Regions from separate parts of the Homo sapiens genome. Here region 2 is linked to region 1. A link is an interaction called in ENCODE POLR2A ChIA-PET data of the cell type or tissue named here. Cell type or tissue: GM12878. All regions are shown on one strand. Links, peaks and the distances in the headings refer to the core of each region. The heading gives the core; the rest is flanking DNA.

Region 1 (2,914 bases), core at 197-2,696:
CTGACTCGGCACACCACCACCACCCTCTTCGACGTCTACCAGCTTCAGACTCAAAGGTTAGGAAGCAGAAAACCCACCGCCCTCTTCGACGTCTACCAGCTTCAGACTCAAAGGTTAGGAAGCAGAAAACCATGACATTCTTCGGAAGTAAAAAACAACTTGAGATTTGGGAAATTCGCCTGACTGGCATCACTTGGGTGGTGAAGATTTTCTTTTGTCCCAGATGTATACTTTTTGATCTGATAATAGCACTAGACAAATGTTCACGTGTGGAAAGAAAACTTCTCAAAACGACCTCTGAAGCTTATATTTATTTATCTATTTGCCAAAAGGAAGCAGGCGAGATTTAAGGTAAAAACAAACAAACTGTGGCTTCTGCAGCGACATCACCTTTTGCTTATTTGCGTATTTTATGAGACCCTTGTTCTTAGTGTGGTTGTTGCCCAAATCTCACTCAAGGAGACCTCACCGTAAAATCCCCGACGTGCATTTCACAGAATAGACACTGCTGTCCTGTGACGCTTCAGAGCCTGCTGGTCAACAAAAACCAGAGAGAACGTTCTACACGCCGTTTTCTAGGAAACGAGTGGGATCTGATCAGGTGGATCCTGACCTCGCGCTTGGCATGATTTGTGACTTTGGTGGCTCTCCCTGCAGTGTTGTCAAACGCTGCTGGGTGCGTCCCCTGCCTCACTGGCCCTTCTGCTCAGGCTCAGTGCAGCCTCTCCCGTCCACAGTTTCCCAGTCCTTAGAGTAGGGGCAGGATTTCTCAGAGTTTTCTCTTCTGTAACATACCAGATGGAGAGTCATTAAAAGATAGAAGTGTCTTTTTGATGTGTGGCCTTTGGGAGAAATTAGAATCATGAAAACTATTTCCGCTCTTCATTGTCGCTGCGACAACATGTCTCGAAAATGATAGAATTTTCTGTTATCACCTTTCTTTATCCAAAACTTTGCCAGATTGGCGTCCCAGGATAATTTATCCCAAAACCCCAGTTTCTACGCATTTCTCGTGGTGCTTGGCTCCACAGAGCTACAGATTCCTGAAACGGCACAGGTTGCCTCCTGACTCAGGGCTGAGTGTTACAGCCACGTTCATATTTAGAACATGGCAGGAAAGGCCTCCAGTAGTGGACAGACACCCATCTCGTGGCTCTCAGACAGGTCATGAACCCCCTGAAAATCTCTAGGTCTCTAAAAGAGTGGATATTTTTTACAGTAAATTAACAGCAGCTGAATTCTCCAAGAAGACATGGGTTACCCCATTTACACTAAGAGTCCTCAGAATGTCTTTGAATAGCAACAGCAGCTGTTCTGTAATGCAAACCAAAGGACAGAGAAACTTTTTTTTTTTTTTTTTTTTTTTTTTTTTTACTATGGTAGAGTTTTGAGTGGGCAATGGGGAATTCTGGGCGTCTGAGTGGTTTCAAGCCTTTTTCCTCTTTAAATAGCAGGTCACACTGGGCATGTTTCATTGCTGATACCAATTGTTTTATATCCTAACAGGCAACACAGACTGCCTTACAAGACACACCCGTGCTGACCCCCGGCCCCACCCCTGGCCGTGTTGAACTTGGGTGACCATGCATACACATTATTTTCCACAGAAAGATACACACCAGAGCTCATTAGACAGCCCATTGGGTTGCATCAGGTGCTAACAGACACTGCAGCTGTCTGACCAGCAAAAATATTGTGGGCTTGCCGTAACGGTCATTTGGCTAGCTAGAATGTGGGGAATCTGATCTCTCTGTTTTTAGGAGATTATTTCCCATAGTTAAAGGAAGTCACTGGGATTGGTTTTAACTCCTATTTTGATTTTCTTCTCCTACAAAACACCATCCTCTCCTAATTTTTTTCATGCTTTTTGAAAACAGCTTTATTGAGGTAAGATTCACATACCATAAAATTCACCTGAGGTCGGGAGTTCGAGACCAGCCTGACCAACATGGAGAAACCCCATCTCTACTAAAAATACAAAATTAGCTGGGTGTGGTGGCATGCATCTGTAGTCCCAGCCACTCGGGAGGCTGAGGCAGAAGAATTGCTTGAACCCGGGAGGCAGAGTTTGCAGTGAGCCGAGATCAAGCCATCGCACTCCAGCCTGGGTGACAAGAGCAAAACTCCACCTCAAAAAAAAAAAAAAAAAAAAAAATTCACTCGCCTACAGTGTACAAGGATTTTTAGTAAACCTACTGCAGTGTGCAGCCATCTCCATCATCTGGTTTCAGAATATTTTCATTGCCCCAGTAAGATCCCGCTGCCTATATGCAGTGAATACAGTGAATTCCCATTCCCACTCCCCATATTGACAACCACCAATCTGCTTTTTGTCTCTATCAGTTTGCCTTCTTAGGACATTTCATATAAAAAGAATCACGCCATCCTTCATGTCTGGCTTTCTTCACCCGGCATAAAGTTTTTGAGCTTCTGCCCCCTGGGGCACGTCTGGGTGGATCTTTCCTTTTGATTGAACAGCCCGGTTTCTTTTTTATTGGAGTGCAGGACTGATCACTAGTGAGTTGGTTCTCACAGTGGTTCTCCACCGGGGCTGACTGCCCCCTGGGGACATTTGTCTGGAGACATTTTTGGCTGTCACACCTGGTGTGGGGGCTTCTCCTGACATCAAGAAGATAGGGGAAGGTGCTAAGCCCCCTACAAAGCACAGGGCAGCCTCCAGAGCTGGGAATTACCCGGCCCAAGTATCACGAGAGCCAAGGTGGAGGATCTTGTGTTAGACTTCACTGAATTTTCACTTACCACCTGGGTACCTGTCTAGAACCAAGTGGTGCTCGATGTAAACCTCCTTCCCTTTGAGAGTGCTGCATGCTACTGTACTGGAGTTTTTGTTTAGTTTTTACATATATTTGAAATACAAACTCTTTTGTGGAATTGATGACTTTTCTTACCATTT
Region 2 (2,914 bases), core at 187-2,686, 68 kb before region 1:
TTTTGGCAAAAGAGCATTTCTGGTCTAAACAGTGCACGCTGCATTCTGAGTGCTTTGGGACAGCAGTTTTTATCATTCACATCCCTGTGGTGGCTCTTCTTGTCGGTCCGTTCCGGGCTCCTGTACGGCGGAATATTGTGCCCGTTTCCGTTAGGTGTACGCAGCAGATTATACAGAAGATGGAGGGGAAAAAGGCTTTTATATTCTAGAAAATTAAAGATGAGGAAATAAAGACAGGACTGGGCGTGGTGGCTCGTGCCTGTAATCACAGCACTTTGGGAGATTGAGGCAGGTGGACTGCTTGAGTCCAGGAGTTTAGAACCAGCCTGGGCAACATGGCAAAACCCTGTTTCTACCAAAAATACAAAAAAAAAACCCACAAAAACAAAGCAATCAGCCGAGTGTGTGGTGGCTTGTGCCTGTAGTCCCAGCTACTTGGGAGGCTGAGGTGGGAGAATCACCTCAGCCCGGGAAGTCTAGGCTGGAGCGAGTCGTGATTGTGCCACCGCACTCCAGCCTGAGCGACAGAGCGAGACCCTGTTTCAAAAAAAAAAAAAAAAAAACCCAACAACAACACAGTTGTGAACCATTTTTTTTAACACTTTATAAAATCTCAGCCTCACGGTAGCCCTATGAGGTCAAACGACCTTATATTTGCCCAGATTGGGGAATGGAGATTTGGAGAGGTTAGGTAGCATAAGTAATGCCAGGCAGGGCAGAACCCAGTCTCCACTGATTTTGAAGATAGGAAAAGTCTTTCCTTTGAGCTGAGATGCTAATTCATCCCAAGTAAGTTTTAAAATTCCTAAAAAGTAACTTGAAAAGCTCCTCATAGCTTCGATTACTTGTCAAATAGCCAAAATCACCTCCTCTCTTCCTTTATGTTTGACATTGATAAGGAAGGGGGTAATTACAGGCAAGAAACTAAAACTTTTTTTTTATTGTTTTTGTTTGTGTGTGCAATTCCTAGGTAGATGCCCCACACTGGCCAAAATTATAATTGCCAATGAGTTTATGGTGTGTTTTGAGTACTTTACCACATAGAGTAAGCCACAACTCCATGAAGTAGATCCTGTTATTTTCATGCCTGTTTTCTGGTTGTACACAGAGGCTAAGGGAACTGCCAGGGTCACCCAGCTGGTGAGTAGCAGAGCCTGGACTCAAAGCCACAGTCTGGCTCGGCCACAATGCAGAGTGCCTCACCACGCTGCTAAGATATTAGTCTAGTAAATGTCTCTGGTAAGATTAGGGTTAAACTAAACAGGGTGTTGCATGCAAATGTCGTGTTCCTGTGGAGCCTTTGAAAACTCCTAGTTGACTCAAAGTTCTCTCGAGTCTGAACCCTCAAATCTTTTGGGGGAGAGCCTATAAACAAAACTCCTATCCTCACTGTCTACTTATTAGTCTTCAGTACTACAATACCCCATTAAAAACAAAACAAACGACTAGTCTCTAGCCAAACATTATGTCAGAGAAGGCTGCCCCAAATGCTTCTCATGTGCAAGAAGTCTTTATCTTGATCAGCCTAAAAGTGGGCTGAAGCCTTGCATTCTAGGGCAGGATATGAGGACCCTCTGGTTGGCATCTTGCCCTCCACTGACTGCCAGGGTTCGTTTAGCTCATCAAGCATCCGGCCTGCCTGGTCTTGTGGCCTCTTCCTTCCTCCCTGCTGTGTGTCCTCTGAAAGCACCCTGCCTGGTGGGAATGGCTGCCATCCCTGTCCTTCTCGGGAAGCCTCTCATGGTGCTGGGAGGCCTCACTTCAGTGGGTGCATCTTGTTTCCATGGGGAGCGCACTGTTGCTAAGAGGGGCTGGCTAACAAAAAGCCTGATCTGGGGCACCTCCACCACTGCTGCTTCATGGGTGTGATCCTGAAGAAGTCACTTAAATGTTTCTAAGCTTCAGGATTTTTTTCCTTCCTGGATTCATAGATGTATAGAACTAAGAAACCTTAGGTGGTTAGCTAATCCAGTCTCCTTACTGGCTGTAAAATGAGGGTAATGATACCTTCCCCAATTACTAATTGGGTTATTGGGAGAAGCAAATGGGAATTTATTAGAACACATTTTTCCAAACTGTGAAGTGCAAATACAGTCTGTTTTGAGTGTTCTTGGATGTGACTGACACTTGTTTGAGGATGGCTCTTGCCCTGTTAGGAAGATGAGGGAGTATAGTTGGGAAAGGATTATAATTCAAAGAGAATATGTTCCCTCTAGGCATAGACCGGTGTTCCTCAACGGCTACACCTGTAGACATTTCAGGATAATTACTTGTGAGACTGCCATGTGGATTATGAGAGGTTTAGCAACATCTCAGATCTTCACCCAATAGTTGCCAGTAGCACCTCCCCACCTGTGACAACCAAAAATGTCCCTGATGTTGGCAGATATCCCCTGGGGAGTGAAATCATCCCCAGTTGAGAACCACTATTGAGGGTTCTTCCTCTCAGAATTTCCTGAGGCCTGTGTGATCTGGAACTGGAGAGTTATCAAAAGGTGGAGTAGGGCTTACAGGGTTGAGAAGCTCTGTTTTCATACGGGAAGGGCTGGCAGGTCAGGCACCTTTGTGCTGCTAAATCCATTTTTTCCACCTGGCAGCAGGTGACTTGGCTGCCTGCGTAATCCAGTCATCCATCCATGCACCTGTTCACCATATTGTTATTGAACACAGTCAAGACACTGTGTTAGATCCTGTAGTGAGCTGTTAATAGGAAAGACACGAAGACCCTGCCATGCAGATCAGTCCCAGGCAGCTTGGAGAGGAGCCTCCTGCAGGAAATGAACACTCAGCCACTGCTGCAGGACTGACAGACAGATGGCCACATGCCGGTGGGCTCTGGTTCCTTTCCTCTACACCACCCCCCGAGGGCTCTCTCTTTTCTCCATTTAATATTACATTTTTATTTCGTGTTGAA

The links. ChIA-PET counts read pairs that join two places held together with the same protein. Peaks named below come from ENCODE experiments on the same cell type or tissue, not always from the same donor. Only the 100,000 strongest peaks of a DNase experiment are listed, where the experiment ranks them.
Region 2: POLR2A ChIA-PET joins it to region 1 with 10 read pairs; 4 of 35 experiments call an interaction of 5 or more read pairs at or near these places.

Annotation. Positions count from the first base shown.
Region 1 is chr6:363,453-366,366 of GRCh38, forward strand. No RefSeq gene overlaps it. Among named protein-coding and RNA genes, the nearest start is that of IRF4, 27 kb to the right of the region's middle. In GM12878, for the core only: a CTCF peak has its summit at 2,541 (motif pointing left); DNase peaks (open chromatin) are centred at 1,265 and 1,529; H3K27ac peaks cover 516 bases.
Region 2 is chr6:295,256-298,169 of GRCh38, forward strand. The region is part of intron 1 of DUSP22 (dual specificity phosphatase 22); the gene reads left to right. Among named protein-coding and RNA genes, the nearest start is that of DUSP22, 4.2 kb to the left of the region's middle. RefSeq lists enhancers at 1,392-1,551, 2,292-2,381. In GM12878, for the core only: no CTCF peak of the experiment used is centred there; DNase peaks (open chromatin) are centred at 1,246 and 2,420; H3K4me3 peaks cover 2,500 bases; H3K27ac peaks cover 2,500 bases.